Linked DNA regions of Homo sapiens: region 1 is linked to region 2. Evidence: chromatin loops called from intact Hi-C (ENCODE). Cell type or tissue: Caco-2. All regions are shown on one strand. Links, peaks and the distances in the headings refer to the core of each region. The heading gives the core; the rest is flanking DNA.

Evidence for each region. A loop is a pair of places that touch in the nucleus more often than their neighbours do. Peaks named below come from ENCODE experiments on the same cell type or tissue, not always from the same donor. Only the 100,000 strongest peaks of a DNase experiment are listed, where the experiment ranks them.
Region 1: a loop joins it to region 2, with 3 times the contacts of the local background. A loop is called at or near these places in 9 of 110 quality-filtered maps.

Annotation. Positions count from the first base shown.
Region 1 is chr12:80,181,916-80,190,204 of GRCh38, reverse strand. All of the region lies in intron 1 of OTOGL (otogelin like), which reads right to left. Among named protein-coding and RNA genes, the nearest start is that of OTOGL, 87 kb to the right of the region's middle. In Caco-2, for the core only: a CTCF peak has its summit at 3,394 (motif pointing right); a DNase peak (open chromatin) is centred at 3,374.
Region 2 is chr12:79,733,736-79,742,080 of GRCh38, reverse strand. All of the region lies in intron 4 of PPP1R12A-AS2 (PPP1R12A antisense RNA 2), which reads right to left. Among named protein-coding and RNA genes, the nearest start is that of PAWR, 47 kb to the right of the region's middle. In Caco-2, for the core only: a CTCF peak has its summit at 3,698; a DNase peak (open chromatin) is centred at 3,750.

The DNA.
Region 1 (8,289 bases), core at 1-8,000, 450 kb before region 2:
AAATGACTCAGCAAGTATCAGTGATAAGCATGCATAAAGCAGCCTAAAAGTCACATCCAAATACAATTTGCTATTAATGCCATCATGTGCCAAAATAAATCATAAAAACTACTGCATTGCTATGTATCCTAATTAAAATGCAATATCTGTAATATTTCAGCCGGCTACAAAAATGGGGCCGGAGATGCTGTGGTCAGGGTCAGGAGATCCTGTCAACCTATGTCTCCCACTTCCAGTCACCCAAGCTACCATGGAGGTCTAGTCAAGTCTGACAAAGTAGAAACCAGTTTGGAGTGAGTCTTCTTATTACATCCAGCTGTTTTCTGTCCCTCCAGAGCTTCCTCCCGTATAGCTAACTGATTTCTTGGTTTCACTTCAAATTACTCCTGCGCAAAGAAGACCACCCTAGGAGAAAGATGAGAATCTGTAGACCTGCTGTCCTTGTGAATGATATGCTCCAGGTGCATCAAATAGTCATTCTCAAACTTAGCCTGCATATTTCGATTTATCTTGGAGAGCCCCATCTAGGCCAATGAAATTCTACTTTCTAGGTATGGGGCTCAGGCATTAGTGTTAAACTGCCCCAACATTCAGTAATATGAGTTTTGCAATCTATCTCTTTTGGTCTTTCAGATAACTATATTGTCATTTCAGAAGCTTCCTAGAAATTCACTTCTTCCAAGAAATGAATTAGTACTAAACAATTTTTGCTAAAGGGGGCAGGAGAAGTTAAAGAAAAAAAAATCCAACCTCATTCTTATGAGACTTGACAAACTTCCCAGCTGCTTGGGTCTTGTTTGGTCAATTGGTCAAAGACTGGATTCTCTTTGTTTTACTCAGAGGCATGCTTGATATCCATGCCTAAAAGAAAATAAACATTAAGTTAAAGACAATGTTGAGTAAAAGATTATTCAACTGGGATTCACAAAATCTGGATTATGTTTAGCAGTTAATAGTTGTGGGACATGGGACCTTGAACTTAGCTCTCCATGTTTCATTTTCCCATCAGAAAAATGGAATCCTATACTTCCTTCTTCCAAACTCTATTAATCTGAGTATCTATTTATGATACATTAACCAAAAAGCCTTAAAGGATGCACTGTTCTTCACATTGCCAAAAAATGGTGGAGTAGACTTTCTCCCTATGCACTCACACAAAGACATTAAATTAGAGGGAAACATGGACAGGAAAATAATACAAGAGACATCTGAGAAGTAATGAAGATCTAAACCAAAGGGAGGACAGAGAGAACGGGAGGATGACACCTGAAGGGAGAGACATGGCTAATTATAAATTATAAAATCCTTAGAAGATTAAAAACAGATAAAATAATTAAAGCAGAGCTGTGGGAAACTTTACTCAAACAAAAATACTGAAAGGTCTGTGGAGGATCGATTGTTTATGATCCTATTCTCTAGAGACTGAAATTCTTTGGATATACCAGATGGCTTTATTTATATAACAAAAGCTCAGCTCTAGTGAGGTGCTGCTTGCAAATTCACATACAAATAAAAGAAACTGTGTTTATGTTTGTACATATCCTTGCACATAAGAGGGAGTTTCCTTTGTTTTTTATGGACATTTGAACAAATTTTATGCTTATAATGCTAAAGAGAAGGCTCACCTTTTTATATTTATTTATTATTATTATTATTATTTTTTTTTTGAGACAGAGTCTCACTCTGTCGCCCAGGCTGGAATGCAGTGGTGTGATCTCAGCTCACTGCAACCTCTGTCTCCCAGGTTCAAGTGATTATCCTGCCTCAGCCTCCTGAGTAGCTGGGATTACAGGCGCATGCCACCACACCCGGCTAATTTTTGTATTTTTAGTAGAGATGGGGTTTCACCATGTTGGTCAGGCTGGTCTCGAACTCCTGACCTCGTGATCTGCCCGCCTCGGCCTCTCAAAGTGCTGGGATTACAGGCATGAACCACCGCTCACCTCTTTTTAAAAGGAACAGCAGCCTCCCAGTATAGCCAAGTAATCCCCAGAACATAAAATTTAACACAGAAAATTTTCTGACCTTTGTGGATCTTCTCTATCCAAGTGCATGACAAATATTTATTTCACTCCTCAGTGTTCATATTCAATCCTATCTCTTCAAATAACATCATTGACAATTAAAAAGAAATCTCAACCCTCTCCCCAAGTGAATATTTCAAGCTGCATCCTGTGTCAACTCCTGGCACTGAGTCAGCCTTGTCAGCCCAATTTAGAGCACATGGCAGTAATCCAATTCATTGTGGCTGTTTGTGGTCCCCAGATCAGGTTTCAAAAACGAAGGGGCAGCAATCCGGTGACCTTCTCAAGATAGTAGAAAACAACTCTGGTCATGACTGACACTTGATCTTTCTGCTAACATTAGCTCCTAATCAAAGATGGTGCCAAGCTTGTATCTGACACCAGCCCACAAACCTTTCTGTCCTCCTCCAAGAGGTGTGGGCATCCTGTCACCCACTGAGTTTCAGTTTTGGAATGACTGTCCCTTTCAGATCCAAGGAAGTCTGATTTTATTGACACTTGAGATAAAGCTCAAGGCCTGTCTTAATTGAGCTTTCCAGTTATTTATAATGCATACATATTTACTATTCATTGTCTTTATACTTAGTGAGGTTCAATGTGATTAGTAATAAAGATGTGGTTATAACTTTATAAAATTAACAACCCCAGAATATTCATATTGTAATCAGGAGATGGCATCCACTCGGAAGCTTTTTTCTGTGCACCTCTCATCCTGTCGTCCTTTCTTAAAAATGTATTACTCTTCCTGGGCTTCGTGTCATCCTTCCTCCATATTTCTGCTGGATCTTCAGGACTGGCTCAGGTATGGCCACAGATTGGCCCCAGCAGGGTCTGCAGAAGTAAACTTTACCTCCTAGGCCAGGCCCTATTTTTCTTACTTCACCAAATACTAAGTATCGGTATAAAAAAAAAAAACAAAAACAACCTGGCCACTTGCCTAAGTCGTCCCTAAATCAGGAAGCTGTTCTTAATGTGAAGAGGCCTTTAGGGAACCCTGTTGTTTTCTCATCCCTTACCTCTTATATAAAAGTCCGTGTTGAGGCCTGAAGATTCTTGGAGCTCTGGATGTGTTCAAAGTAACTACTGGCTTTGCCCCAGCTCTGAGTTTACACATAATATATTATCTGAATTAGTCGAGTTCCAAGTTTTCTATACAGAATTTTATCTTCTTTCTATCTCCATAAACAAACAATCTTTGAAGCTAGATAATATGGGAAAAGAGGATGGAATCATTTCACCCTGCCTTGTTTGTTTCCATGAGGATTCTAACCCAAAGGAAAAGATGAGTCATTCAGCATCATTTCCTATGTGGTGCTTTGGACTCTGTGCTATCTTAGCCAAAAGAGGGCAGCACTCCATGGGTTTTGAATTCACAGGAAGCAAAACTTCAAACAGTTTTTAACTGAACTCTTAAGCAAGGCACTGTACTCTATTACATGGGATAACACAGATTAATAAGACCTCCCCAAACAAGCAGGAACAGGAAAGGAGAGAAGAGTTGGGGAGAGCAGTTAAAACATTGCCATGTGTTTGGGAGTGGTGAGCGATACGTCTGAAAATAAAGAATGGATGAGATCGTGAGGGTCCCTTGACGATTAGGCATTTATTCTTTATTTGAAATGCAGTGAGGAGCCTCTCAAAGTTTTTCAACAAGTGAATCATATGATTAGAACTCTGTTTGGGGAAGATACATGTGTTAGGGATGCATTAGAGAGATTGAAACAGGGAGACCAAAGAGCAGAGGGAAACATGGACAGGAAAATAATACAAGAGACATCCGAGAGGTAATGAAGATCTAAGCCAGAGGGATGGCAGAGAGAAAGGGAAGATGACACCTGATGGGAGAGACGCGGCTAAGTAGGAAAGATGGACTTTAATGGACTTGATATAGGGAGAAAGGGACCAAGATAAACCCAGAGTTTCACATCTCAGACCTGGGCATATGGTAGAGCCTTTAACCAAAATTAGGAAGAAAGAAAAAAACAACTGTTTTGAAGCAAACATAATGAATTTGGTTTTGAACACATTTTCCCTTCAGAGAGCGTGAGATGTGACTAAGTTGCCAAGATATAAGGGGTAAAAGATAAAAATATAGGAAGGGTATGACTTTAAGGACACCCTTGGAAAAGAAGCCCTAAATGCTTACCTGAAAGCCCAGTGCTGAATATATGGCCCACTTGCAGGTGCAGTGTTGGGCCTTAGTGGCCTGTGTTTCTATATCTTCTTGATCTCATCTAACTCTTCTTATTTGTCCCTTTTTTCTAATATTTTTATATTTGTATCTTATGTAGTGCCACCTCAAATCCTTTTGTGAATAAATTAGAATAAGCAGCAATTAATCAATCCTGATAATTACATTTTTCTATATAGACTTTAAGATACAGCCATCTTCAGTAAGCACATAGGACCCATGTGTAAAATGCAGATCACTAATATTTACTGAAAACTAATATGCTAGGCAGTAAAGTAAAAGTTTTATACACATCATTTCATTTTATATTATGATTAACAAAACAAGATTATGAAGCAATGCCATTATTATCCCTTTTTACAGATGAGGACACTGAAACACAATGACATTAACACTAATTTGGCCGGGTGCAGTGGCTCACACCTGTAATACCAGTACTTTCGGAGGCCAAGGTGAGTGGGTCACTTGAGATCAGGAGTTCAAGACCAGCCTGGCCAACATGGCAAAACCCTGTCTCTACTAAAAATATAAAAATTAGCCAGGCGTGGCAGTGCACACTTGTGATCCCAGCTACTTGGGAGGCTGAGGCAGGGGAATCGGAATCACTTGAACCCAGGAGGCAGAGGTTGCAGTGAGCCAAGATTGCACCACTGCACTCCAGACTGGGCAACAGAGGGAGACTCCTTCTCAAAAAAAAAATTAATTTATAATATAGCAGAACTTACATTATAACCCAGGCAGCCTGACCTCAGAGCCAGTGTACCTAACCACTATGCCTACTTCCTCTCTGTTCACATTGCCTGTCTCATTATACCAGCCCATTTTCCTGATTCCTCTCTATATGTCTCATGCTCCACTTTAGGATGCCATTTACATGTGTTAACAGAGCATTGGCATCCGGGGCAGTGTCTTGAATCAGGAAACTGTGTTGCCTCCATATATAGAGGATAAATTAGTAGGTTGAAGAAAAGATATACTACTTCGTTTTTCTAAAATTAAATTAAATCTATCTCTGAACCCCTACACATCAAGGCAGATGAGTAACAGTCCAATACTTGTCATATGGGAGATGCAGTTCCTCCTCCCATGACATCATACAAGAATACTGACTTATAAGATGCCAGAAAATAAATGGGAGGGAGAAGCCAAGGAGCCACGTTTATTTTTGACCCTTTTTGTCATCCAATTTGCCTGGTATTAGGCAGCCTCAAAGGGGCTCCTCCTTTTGTCTGTTCATGAACTCAACCAATGAAATCCTCAACACCGATTCAGTGGCACAGTTATTGGAGTCCAGCCTTCCTGGACACTCAACAATTACATGACTCCAGCACTATGGGCAACAGGGGCCCACTCAGATTATCTCAATTTTAGGAATGCTCATTACTCTCTCCCCTAAATAGGGCCATTATCTTCCTCCTCCCAGCCTTAAGAATCTTCCCTTTCCTAGAAAGTCTAGCTTCAGACTTTAGAAAACAATTTTTGTCTATTAAATTGTCAATGAGGCTAATGAAACCCAGATCTCTAAGACGTAAAACCTTCTCAGTATGGGAGAGAAAAAAATACGTCTTTTACTATCAACTCCTTTACATTAGCTAGAATGAAAAATATTAAGATATATATTATTCTGCCACTTAACTATAGTGGAAAAGGAAAAAATTAAAGTGATGTGTTAACACTAAAAGTGTCTTGTCTTCTTATATAGCCAGAAGTTAAGCCTGGTGTGGCTAATGTGTTTCATCTAGCCTGATAACTCATTGCTTAGTAGAATCTGCCTGAAGCAGAGCATTGAGAAATAGTTTAAGGTCATGACTGGGTTGAACAGAAAAGGGCTTGCCGTTAGTATAGGAAACGGAAATGCAAGGCCACATGCTACATATTTTCCATTCCTAGTTTAAACATAAACTACAGTTTTGCTTACTAAGCAAATTGATCTAGTCTCAAGTACCATAACTATGGGAAAAAGGGACCTATTTGAAGAGAGAACACTCTAATATACATAATAATCACCCATAAAGAGTTTCTATAAAAGAGTCCCACATCCAGATATTATAATTCAACAGCACTAGTAGCCAGGAATATATACTATTAATGAAATGTCCCTAGGGAATCACGATGCCACTTGTCCAATGACTACAATTTGAGAAACACTCCTATGGAGCAAGGGTCCTATTTGTTCATCTCCATCTGCCCTAATGCCTCCCAACAGCCAGCTGAAGACCTCCAACCTGCAGCCCTAACCTCATTCATCCCTCGGCCTATCCTAACCTATTTGGTAGGATGGTGCCAAGCATCAATCTTGATGCTCTAAAGCTCATGGAATCTTACACATTCCTGTGTCTTTTACAACTACCAATGTGTTGGTGACTATGAAGTCTATGGCTTTGGCCCATTCTCTTTCTTGAGCTCCAGATCAACACATTTAATTGCCTATAGGTAAGTCCACAAAGACTACAAACTTAGCATGTCAGAAACTAAATTGAACTCATCATTTCCTAATATACTCCTCCCAAAAACATCCTGATTCTATCTCTATTATCCATTTTAGTAGGTGATAGACGTAATTATCCACCTGATTTCTCAAGACCAAAAGAAACAAAAAGCCAAAAGAACTTGGAGTCATCTTAAGAGTCCTACTACTTCAAATCTTATATCTATTGTTTCAAATCTGAGGAAACATAAATCACAAGCCCTTGAATTATTGCTGCTATTTGCTGAGAGAGAGAGAAAGGGAGTGAGAGAGAGAACATACTACCTCAGTAGGACTGTCATCTCCAATCTAAGCTATTGCAGTAATTACCTAGTTGGTCTCCACAGTTCAGTGATACATGTTTATGCAGTGTGTGCTCTGCACAGTCCCTACACTTGACTGTTGATGAAGGCACCAATTGTATTGTAAGCATTATATATTTTTATAAAAATTTTCTCACTTTTCAGTAAAATGTCTGTTGTAAGGTAATTATTGATATAAACATTTTCCAAAAAATGAAGTAAAAAGTAACTTGAGAGAGGGTACTCTTTTCTAATTTGTACAAAAGTTCCACATGGGCTATCAGCAGCCTTGGGTTTCCCTGATTCTAGACTTTCTCTCTAAGCTATTCATGCATTTCTGCCGTGGTGATCTTTCCAAGTGCAAACTTTATTGTGGTTTTCCTTCAATAAAGTACAAACATCTACATATCTGCTTCAGCCTACCTGCTGATGTGTACTCCCTATGCTTCAGCCATCCTGAGCTTCTTACATTACTCAAATGTATCATTGCACATATTTCACATGTGCAATTCTCTCAGCTATTGATTCCAATCCACTCCATCCCTACTGCATTCTATCTGAAAAATTCATAATCTTCCTTCTAGACCAGCACAAGTGTTTCTTTCTTTGAAGGCTCTCTGCTACCTCCTTCTCTACCCTGGAAAAGCCACCTATTCTCATTTATGCCTTCAACCAACCTCTATGTCAATTGATCACACTGCATTACAATTATTTTTTTAATTCATCTCTTATAGTAAGCCAGGAGCTCCTTGGTTTAGTATAATCATGCACTATTTAACTTTTCATTTCCTATGGTGATGCAAATTGGTATAGATATTTTAAAGGAAACTTATTGGGTCAGTTGGATTTAACTGGCTCTATTGCCTGCTGTCTAGCATGCTGGCAAGTTTTCACTTTGAGCTGTGATGCTTTCTGCTGCATTTGCTGAGTCGTACCAAGCCTCTGTTATAGATTTCACTGACATGAGTAGGAAGTTTTGATAACATTTAGGGGCAAGAATATGTGATTGGAGCTCATTTAAAGTATACGTCTCTTTAATTTTTTTACCCCCTTTTTAAAAATTGCTTTTGAGACAAGGTTTCACTCTGTTGCCCAGACTGGAGTGCAGTGGCGTGATCATGGCTCACTGTAGTCTCAACCTCTGGGCTCAAGCAACCTCCTGAGTAGCTGGGACTACAGGTCTATGCCACCACACCTGGCTACTTGTTTTTTATCTTTTTGTAGAGGCAATGTTTCACTATGTTGCCTAGACTGGTCTTTACCTCCCGGACTCAAGCAATGCTCCTGCCTCAGCCTCCCAAAGTG
Region 2 (8,345 bases), core at 210-8,209:
ATGCACCACCATGCCTAGCTAATTTTGTATTGTTAGTAGGGATGGGGTTTCACCATGTTGGCCAAGCTGGTCTTGAACTCCTGACGTCAGGTGATCCACCACCTAACCTCACAAAGTGCTGGGATTACAGGCGTAAGCCACTGCACCTGGCCAATTTTTTAAAAGATCTACTTGGAAAATATAAGGACCACAAAATACATTTAGTAGCTTAATAAGGGACATGTTAAACAAGATTTCAAATGGCAAAGTTATACATTTAACATGCATAATTAGGCATTATTCTCAAATATAATTAGTACTCAATATTTTACACTTTGAAAAAAATTTACATTATACTTTTACTTTAAATATTGCCAGACTTTTTTAAAAAGGGCTATATTTGCACTTTACCAATATGCCAACATTTTTTTTTCTAAGTTCATCAGTAAACCACTGAATGGACATGTCTGCAAGCACAGTTTATTAATGTGAGCCTGTGTGAGTATTGTTAGGGAGATGTTGAGGATCCATAATGTAGATACTGTATCTCAATAATGACATTTTGCCTGTTATAGCATGTTTATGTTTCTGGATTTGGGACAGGAAAAGCATTGGAAGGGGTAGCAAATCTTGCATAGAATCCTTAAAAATTATCATCTGTATTCATTTATACATCTTTGAAAATATTAATAGAAGCAAGAATATTTTTCTCAAAACTTGGTACAAAAATCTCTTTAGAAATCACTAATATTGGCTGGGTGCAGTGGCTCACGCCTGTAATCCCAGCACTTTGGGAGGCCGAGGCAGGCGGATTATGAGGTCAGGAGATTGAGACCATCCTGGCCAACATGGTGAAACCCCGTCTCTCCTAAAAATACAAAAATTAGCTGGGTATAGTGGTGCGCACCTGCAGTCGCAGTTACTTGGGAGGCTGAGGCAGAAGAATTGCTTGAACCCGGGAGGCGGAGGTTGCAGTGAGCCGAGATCACGCCATTGCACTCCAGCCTGGCAACAGAGCAAGACTCCATCTAAAAAAAAAAAAAGAGAGACAAAGAAAAAAGAAATCACCAATATTTCACATTTATTTGATACTGATCCTAAAAATAAAAGTGTTCTTTTTGTAGCCTACATGCTTATTATTGCCTTATTCTTTAAGAAGTTCCATGTTGGCTCCAGACTAAGAAATTTGCAACCTCAAGTCAAAATGGAACATGTTAGTTTTCCAACTTGTATTATTCAAAAATTTAAAAATATGTGTCACTAGGCACAAAATCTACTTGTTATAATTATGTGTGATAATAGATTTTTTGGGTATTAAGAATTTTATGTGAGTATTGTGAAAAACTTGTGACTTTTTGCCATTGCAAGTCTACGCAACCAGTGAAACCAAAAAACTGTGGGAAAGAACTTTGAAGGCTTTGCTGATTGCTTTGCTAAATATTATCTGGTATGTTTAGTTATAAATAAAAAAAGAAATTAACATTTCTTGATACCTTACTATGTGCCAAGCATTGATAAGCACTTTATGCACAGTATATCATTTAATCCTCACAACAACCATAAGAGGCAGTCTGGTTTTTCAGTTGACTGGGGTAAGAGGAAGAAATTGAATTCATGAGCTTAAGGCATGAGCAATGAAGCCAGGAGCTGAACAATATCTTACTTCATACCCATTCTACTTCATGTAATTTCAAGTCAACACCAAAGTTCTCATGTACTTTTCCTTCAAAACGTGCCGTTTTCTCCCACGTCTTCAACATTCAATCTAAACCACTGAACTAAAGAATTCTGAGGGTGTTCCAATGTTCAGATTTTCTTTGAGTATTTTCTGACATAAGTGATGACTGCTACCCACAAACTTCATGTCTGATCCTTGCCCTTGAAAGTGGACTACATTTGCATCATGTTTTCTTAGTAAATCTTTTTGAATTGTTAGTCTGAAAATATGAATCTAGTCAATGGTTTAAAATTTCTCAATTATTAAAATAAATGTAGCCAGGCACAGTGGCTCAGGCCACTTTGGGAGGTTGAAGCAAGAGGATTGCTTGAGCCCAGGAATTGGGACACCAGCCCAGGCAACATGGTGAAACCCCATCTCTACATAAAATACAAAAATTAGCTGGGTGTGATGGTATGCGCCTGTGGTGCAAGGTACTCAGGAGGCTGACGTCGGAGGATGGCTTAAGCACAGGAGATCAAGGCTGCAGTGAGCTGTGATTATGCCACTGCACTCCAGAGCCTGGGCTACAGAGTGAGACTCTGTCTCAAAAAAAAAAAAAAAAAAAAAAGAAAGAAAAAAAAAAGTCTCAAACACCTGAAAGCATAATTTGCACAGGTTGAGAGTTTTAAATGGACACTTAAATATGTTTTCCAAATTCCTCCCATTAGTTAAACTTTTTCAGTCCTGTTAAGTATTATCTCAGACCTTTTTCTCTTTTCTGGTGGTGATGGTGATATTTCATGTTTTTCTTCTTTCTTTTTCTTTTTTTTTTTTTTTTTTTTTTGAGACAGAGCCTTGCTCTGTCACCCAGGCTGGCTGACTGCAACCTCTCGGCTCACTGCAACCTCTGCCTCCCAGGCTCAAGTGATTCTCCTGCCTCAGCCTCCTGAGTAGCTGGGATTACAGGCACCCGCCACCATGCCCAGCTAGTTTTTGTATTTTTAGTAGAGATGGGGTTTCACCATGTTGGCCAGGCTGGTCTCAAACTCCTGACCTCAAGTGATCTGCCCACCTCAGCCTCCTAAAGTGCTGGGATTACAGGTATGAGCCACCACTCCTGGCCATTTTTTCTTAAAACCGTTTTCTGTTCTATTCCTGTCACTGATCCCATTCCTCTCAGTGGTCACCTTTGTACCCTACAATTCTTGGGTTTATTCAGGTTCCTTTTACAGACCAGTTAACAACATCCCTTTTCCTTGTCCGCCAAACATCTTTTGTCTACTTAAGTATTTAGTCATCATTGTCATAATTGTTCTGAAAATGGCTTTGATAAGTGGGCCAGCCCAGAAGACCAGCAATTTCTAAAGTTAATAACACCTTGGGCAAACAAATTATTTCATGATTCACTCCTTTCATGACCCCTCATAAGAGAAAAAAATTGTATGGTGAGAATAAAGATGTAATTAAGTGTTTTAGGTATTCGATAGTTGTACTGATGGGTTTGGTCTGCAGACAATTGCTTTGATGTTAGGACAAGGATTGTATCTGTTCAGTGTAAGTTTTCATTGAAAGAAATATATGCTCATTAGAAAACCTCACATGGTTAAAACCTTCTAATGATTAAATTGAGTACTTAATTCTAATTGTAGCCCTTATGACAAGTCTTTATATGGTCACAAGATTTTTTTTAAACACAGAAAAATACCTGATTTAGTAAAAAATCTGAATCAGAATTTAAAAAAAATTTAGTACTTCTAAGCACCTACTGAACCCAACTGTTCATTTTACAGGAATCCTAAGGATCTGTGCTAAGTGTCTGTTTTTCTGATTTAAGAATGAACAGTAATTAGCAGGTAATTTGAGTTTGAAAATAATTTATCTAAATAATTTACTCTATTAAGGAGAAAGTTTTTAATTAGTAGAGATAAATTACAGCTAACCCAAAACCAAGTCTCTTCTTTTGTATTCTGAAAAGCATTTTTCACCTAAAATGTTACAGAAAAAAAAGCGGCTGAGGTAGTTGGCGATGACTTTTAGTATACCTATTGATAAAGCATAAACAAAAGTGGGGTGGGGCATTGAAATGTCTTCTTAATTGCTACCGATACCTGCCACTCAAACCACTAGGTGGCACCAATAAGCTTTTCCGATATGTACAATAAATGTACCTATGTTTAAGGCACTCCTTGAACAATATCCCATACCATGACTACCAAAATGCTTAAAAATTCTACCCATATACTTAAGAATTACTGCACAAAGTTATGCCTCTAGACAACAATAAATGGTGTTGCTATTTGATTGTTGACAAAAGTATTGAGAAAGCAATCTAAATACAAGTCACCATGATTTAGTGGAAAAAACACTGGAGTGAGGGTCAATAGTCCTTGTTCTGTTCTCAGCTTCACCACCAACTACCTCAGTGTCTTGAGTAGTCACTAAACCTCTCTGGTTTCTATCTCCTGATCAGTAAAGTGAAAGATTGGGACTAGATGAGTTGGTTTCAAAATGTAAGTAAAAGCCTCTTTTCTTCTACAAAATCCCTCAGAATTCTAATATGGAAAACAGATGAAAGCAAGACTGAGAAGGGAGGGAAGCGTGGTTGGATGTTGGAAAGAGAAGAAGGTATGAGAAGCACCTTTTGCTCTGCTTCCCACCAGTCTCCTCAGTGTCCAACCTGTGGTCCAGAAAAAAAAATAATTTGGATACCAATGAAATAGAAAATTACTAACAACTCTGTGATCCAGAAGTCTGTAAATCCAAGTATGTAGCACTATGTCCAAGTTCTTAAGCATTTTCCAACTTTAGCGGCCCAATTCCAGGATATAGTACAGCTATTATTTTCTCCATTTTACAAATAAATAGTAAACTAAGGATGGGTAATTTAATAGTTTTCTAAAAGTCTCCTTTGAGATTCACTTGCAGTTGTAAAAAAAAAAAAAAGAAAGAAAAAAAAGAAAAAAGAAAACCAAGCAGAAATCCCATGTAAAATTTACCCAGTTTCCTCTAATGGGAACATTTTGCAAAATTATAGTATAATATCACAACTAGGATATTCACATCAATACAGTCAAGATACAGAACAATTCCAACACCACAAGAATCTCTGTTTCCCATTTATAGCTGCACACATTTTACTCCTACCTTGACTCTTTACTTAGCCCCTGGAAACCTCTAATTTGTTCTCCATTTCTACGATTTTTGTTATTTCAAGAATGTTATATAAATGGAATCGTATGTATGTAAGCTTTCAGGATTTATTTTTTCATTAAGCATAATTCTCTGAAGATTCATTCAGGTTGCTGCATGTATTAATAATGCATTCCTTTTTATTGCTGAGGAGTAGTTCATGGTATGGATATGTCACAGATTTTTTTTTTGGAGGCAGAGTTTCGCTCTTGTTGCCCAGGCTGGCGTGCAATGGTGCGATCTTGGCTCACCACAACCTCCACCTTCTGGGTTCAAGTGATTCTCCTGCCTCAGACTCCCGAGTAGCTGGGATTACAGGCATGCACCACCACGCCCGGCTAATTTTGTATTTTTAGTAGAGATGGAGTTTCTCCATGTTGGTCAAGTTGGTCTTGAACTCCTGACCTCAGGTGATCCGCCCGCCTCGGCCTCCCAAAGTGCTGAGATTACAGGCGTGAGCCACCACACTCGGCCTGTGTCACAGATTTTTAAGCATTCACCCATTGAAGGATTGAAGGACATCTAAATTGTTTCCAGGTGTTTGCTTGCTTGTTTGTTTTTGAGACAAGGTCTCACTCTGTTGTCCAGGCTGGAGTGCAGTGGCACAATCTCAGCTCACTGCAACCTCTGCCTATGGAGCTCAAGCTATCCTTCTACCTCAGCCTCCTGAGTAGTTGGGACCACAGGCGTGCACCACCACACTTGGCCAATTTTTGTATTTTTTTTTTTTTTATAGAAATGAGGTTTCACCATGTTGCCCAAGCTGGTTTTTAACTTCTGAGCTCAAGAAATCCGCCTACCGCATATGGCCCTCCAATTTTTGACTCTTATAAATAAAGCTGCTATAAATATTTGTGTACACCTTTTCATGTGAATATAAATTTTTATTTCTCTAGGATAAATGCCCAGGAGTGCAATTGCTGGGTCACTGTGTAGTTGCATGTTTAGTTTTTTCTTATTTTTAATTTTTATGGATACATAATAGTTGCACATATTTATAGGGTAGAAGTAATATTTTGATATAAGCATTAAATGTGTAATGATCAAATCAGGGTAACTGGGGTATCATCATCTTGAACATTTCTTGAACATTTATCATTTCTTTGTGTTAGGGACATCCCAATTCCACTCTGCTATTGTGAAATATACAATAAATTTTTGTTAACTATGGTCACCTTATTGTGCTACCAAACATTATATCTGATTCCTTCTATCTATATTTTTGTACCCACTAACCAATTCCTCTTTATCCCCCTTTCCCCACCTCTGGTATCCTTCCTAGCCTCTGGTATCCTTCCTAGCCTCTGGTAATGATCATTCTACCCTGTATCTTCATGAGATCAACACATTTAGCTCCCACATATGAGTGAGAAAATGTGATATTTGTCTTGCTGCGCCTGGCTTATTTCACTTAACGTAATGCCTTACAGTTCCATCCATATTGTTGCAAACAACAGAATTTCGTTCTTTTTTGTGGCTGAATAATTTTCTATTGTAGATATATGTACCACATTTTCTTTGTCCATTTATCCATCGATGGATACTTAGGTTGATTCCCTATCTTGGCTACTGTGAATAATAGTGCTGCAATAAACATGGGAGTGCAGATACTTCTTCAATATACTGATTTCCTTTTATATGGATCCTATACCCAGCAGTAGGATTGCTGGATCATTGGGTAGTTATATTTTTAGTTGTTTGAGAGGTCTCCATACTGTTCTCCATAGTGACTGTGCTAATTTACATTCCCACCAACAGTGTTGGAGGGTTCCACTTTCTCCCTATCTGCCCTAGCATCCGTTATTGCCTTTTTTATAAAAGTCATTTTAACTGGACTGAGATAGTATCTCATAGTTTTGATTTGCAGTTCTCTGATGATTGGTGATGTTGAGCATTTTGTAATATACCTGTCGGCCATCTGTATGTCTTCTTTTGAGAAATGTCTATTCATATCTTTCACCCATTTTCAATTTGAATTTTTTCTGTTGAGACGTCTGAGCTCCTTATATATTCTGGTTATTAATCCCATGTCAGATAGGTAGTTGGCAAATATTTTCTCCCATGCTGTGGGTTGTCTTTTCACTTTGTTGATTGTTTCCTCTGCTGTGATCCCATTTGTCCATTTTTTGCTTTAGTTGCCTGTGCTTTTGCGATCTTACTCAAGAAATCTTTGCACAAATCAATGACCTAGATAATTTTCCTAATGTTATCTTATAGTAGGTTCATAGTTTCAGGTCTTACATTTAAGTTTCTATTCAATTTAGATTTGATTTTTGTATATAATATGAGATAGGGGTTTAATTTTCTCCTTCTTCATATAAATATCCAGTTTCCAAGCACCATTTATTGTTCTTTCCCAATGTATGTTCTTGGTACCTTCACATGTTTAGTTCTAAAAGAAACTATTTTCCAGAGTAGGTGTATCATTTTGTATTCCCAATGGCAATGTAGGAGTGATAGTTTTTTTTTGCATCCTCACCAGAATTTGGTGTTTTCACTAATTTTTTAAATTTTAAAAAAATTTTAGTCATTCTCATAGGTGTGTAGTATTATGCATTGTGGTTTTAATTTGAATTCCCTAATATCTAATGATGTTAAACATCTTTGTATATGCTTTTTGATATCTGTATATTCGCTCTGGTAAAATTTATTTTGTCCACTTTATACTTGGATTTTTAAATTTTATTTTTTATTTATGTATTTTAAGTAATTTTTTATTTCTATAAATTTAAGGGGTATGAGTGCAGTTTTAATACACGGATATATTGAGCAGTGGCGAAGTTTGAGCTTTTAGTGTAACTATCACCCAAATAATATACATTGTACCTATGAAGTAATTTCTCATTCCTCACCTCCATCTCCCCTCCCCCGCCCTCCTCCTCTTCTGAGTCTTCAGTGTCTATTATTCTTTCCTTTATGTTCATGTGTACACATTATTTAGCTACCACTTATAAATGAGAACCTGCAGTACTTGACTTTTGGATTTTTTTTAACTGTTGAGTTTTGAGAGTTCTTTATATATTCTGAACATTACTCCTTGTCCTTTCATCTTTTTAATAGAATTTTTCACACAGCAAATGTTTTTAATTTTGATAAAGTTCAATGTGTCAGTTTTTCCTTTTATGGATCATGTTTTTCTTGTCAAGTCTAAGAACTCTTTGTCCATCTCTAGATCTCAAACATTTTCCCCTATTATTTCTAAAAGTTTTATACTTTTATATTTTACATTTATATCCCTGTACCATTTTAAGTTAATTTTTGGATAAGGTCTGAGGTTTGGGTTGAGATTTGCTTTTTAAAATGAATGTCCAATTGCTCTAGCACCATTTTTTAAAGGCTATCTTTCTTCCATTGAATTGCATTTTGTGCCTTTGTCAAAAATCAGTTGGAGGCCAGGCACAGTGGATTATGTCTGTGATCCCAGTACTTCGTGAGGCAGAGGCAGGCGGATCACTGGGAGGCCAGGAATTAGAGACCAGCCTGGCCAACATGGCAAAAACCCATTTCTACTAAAAAT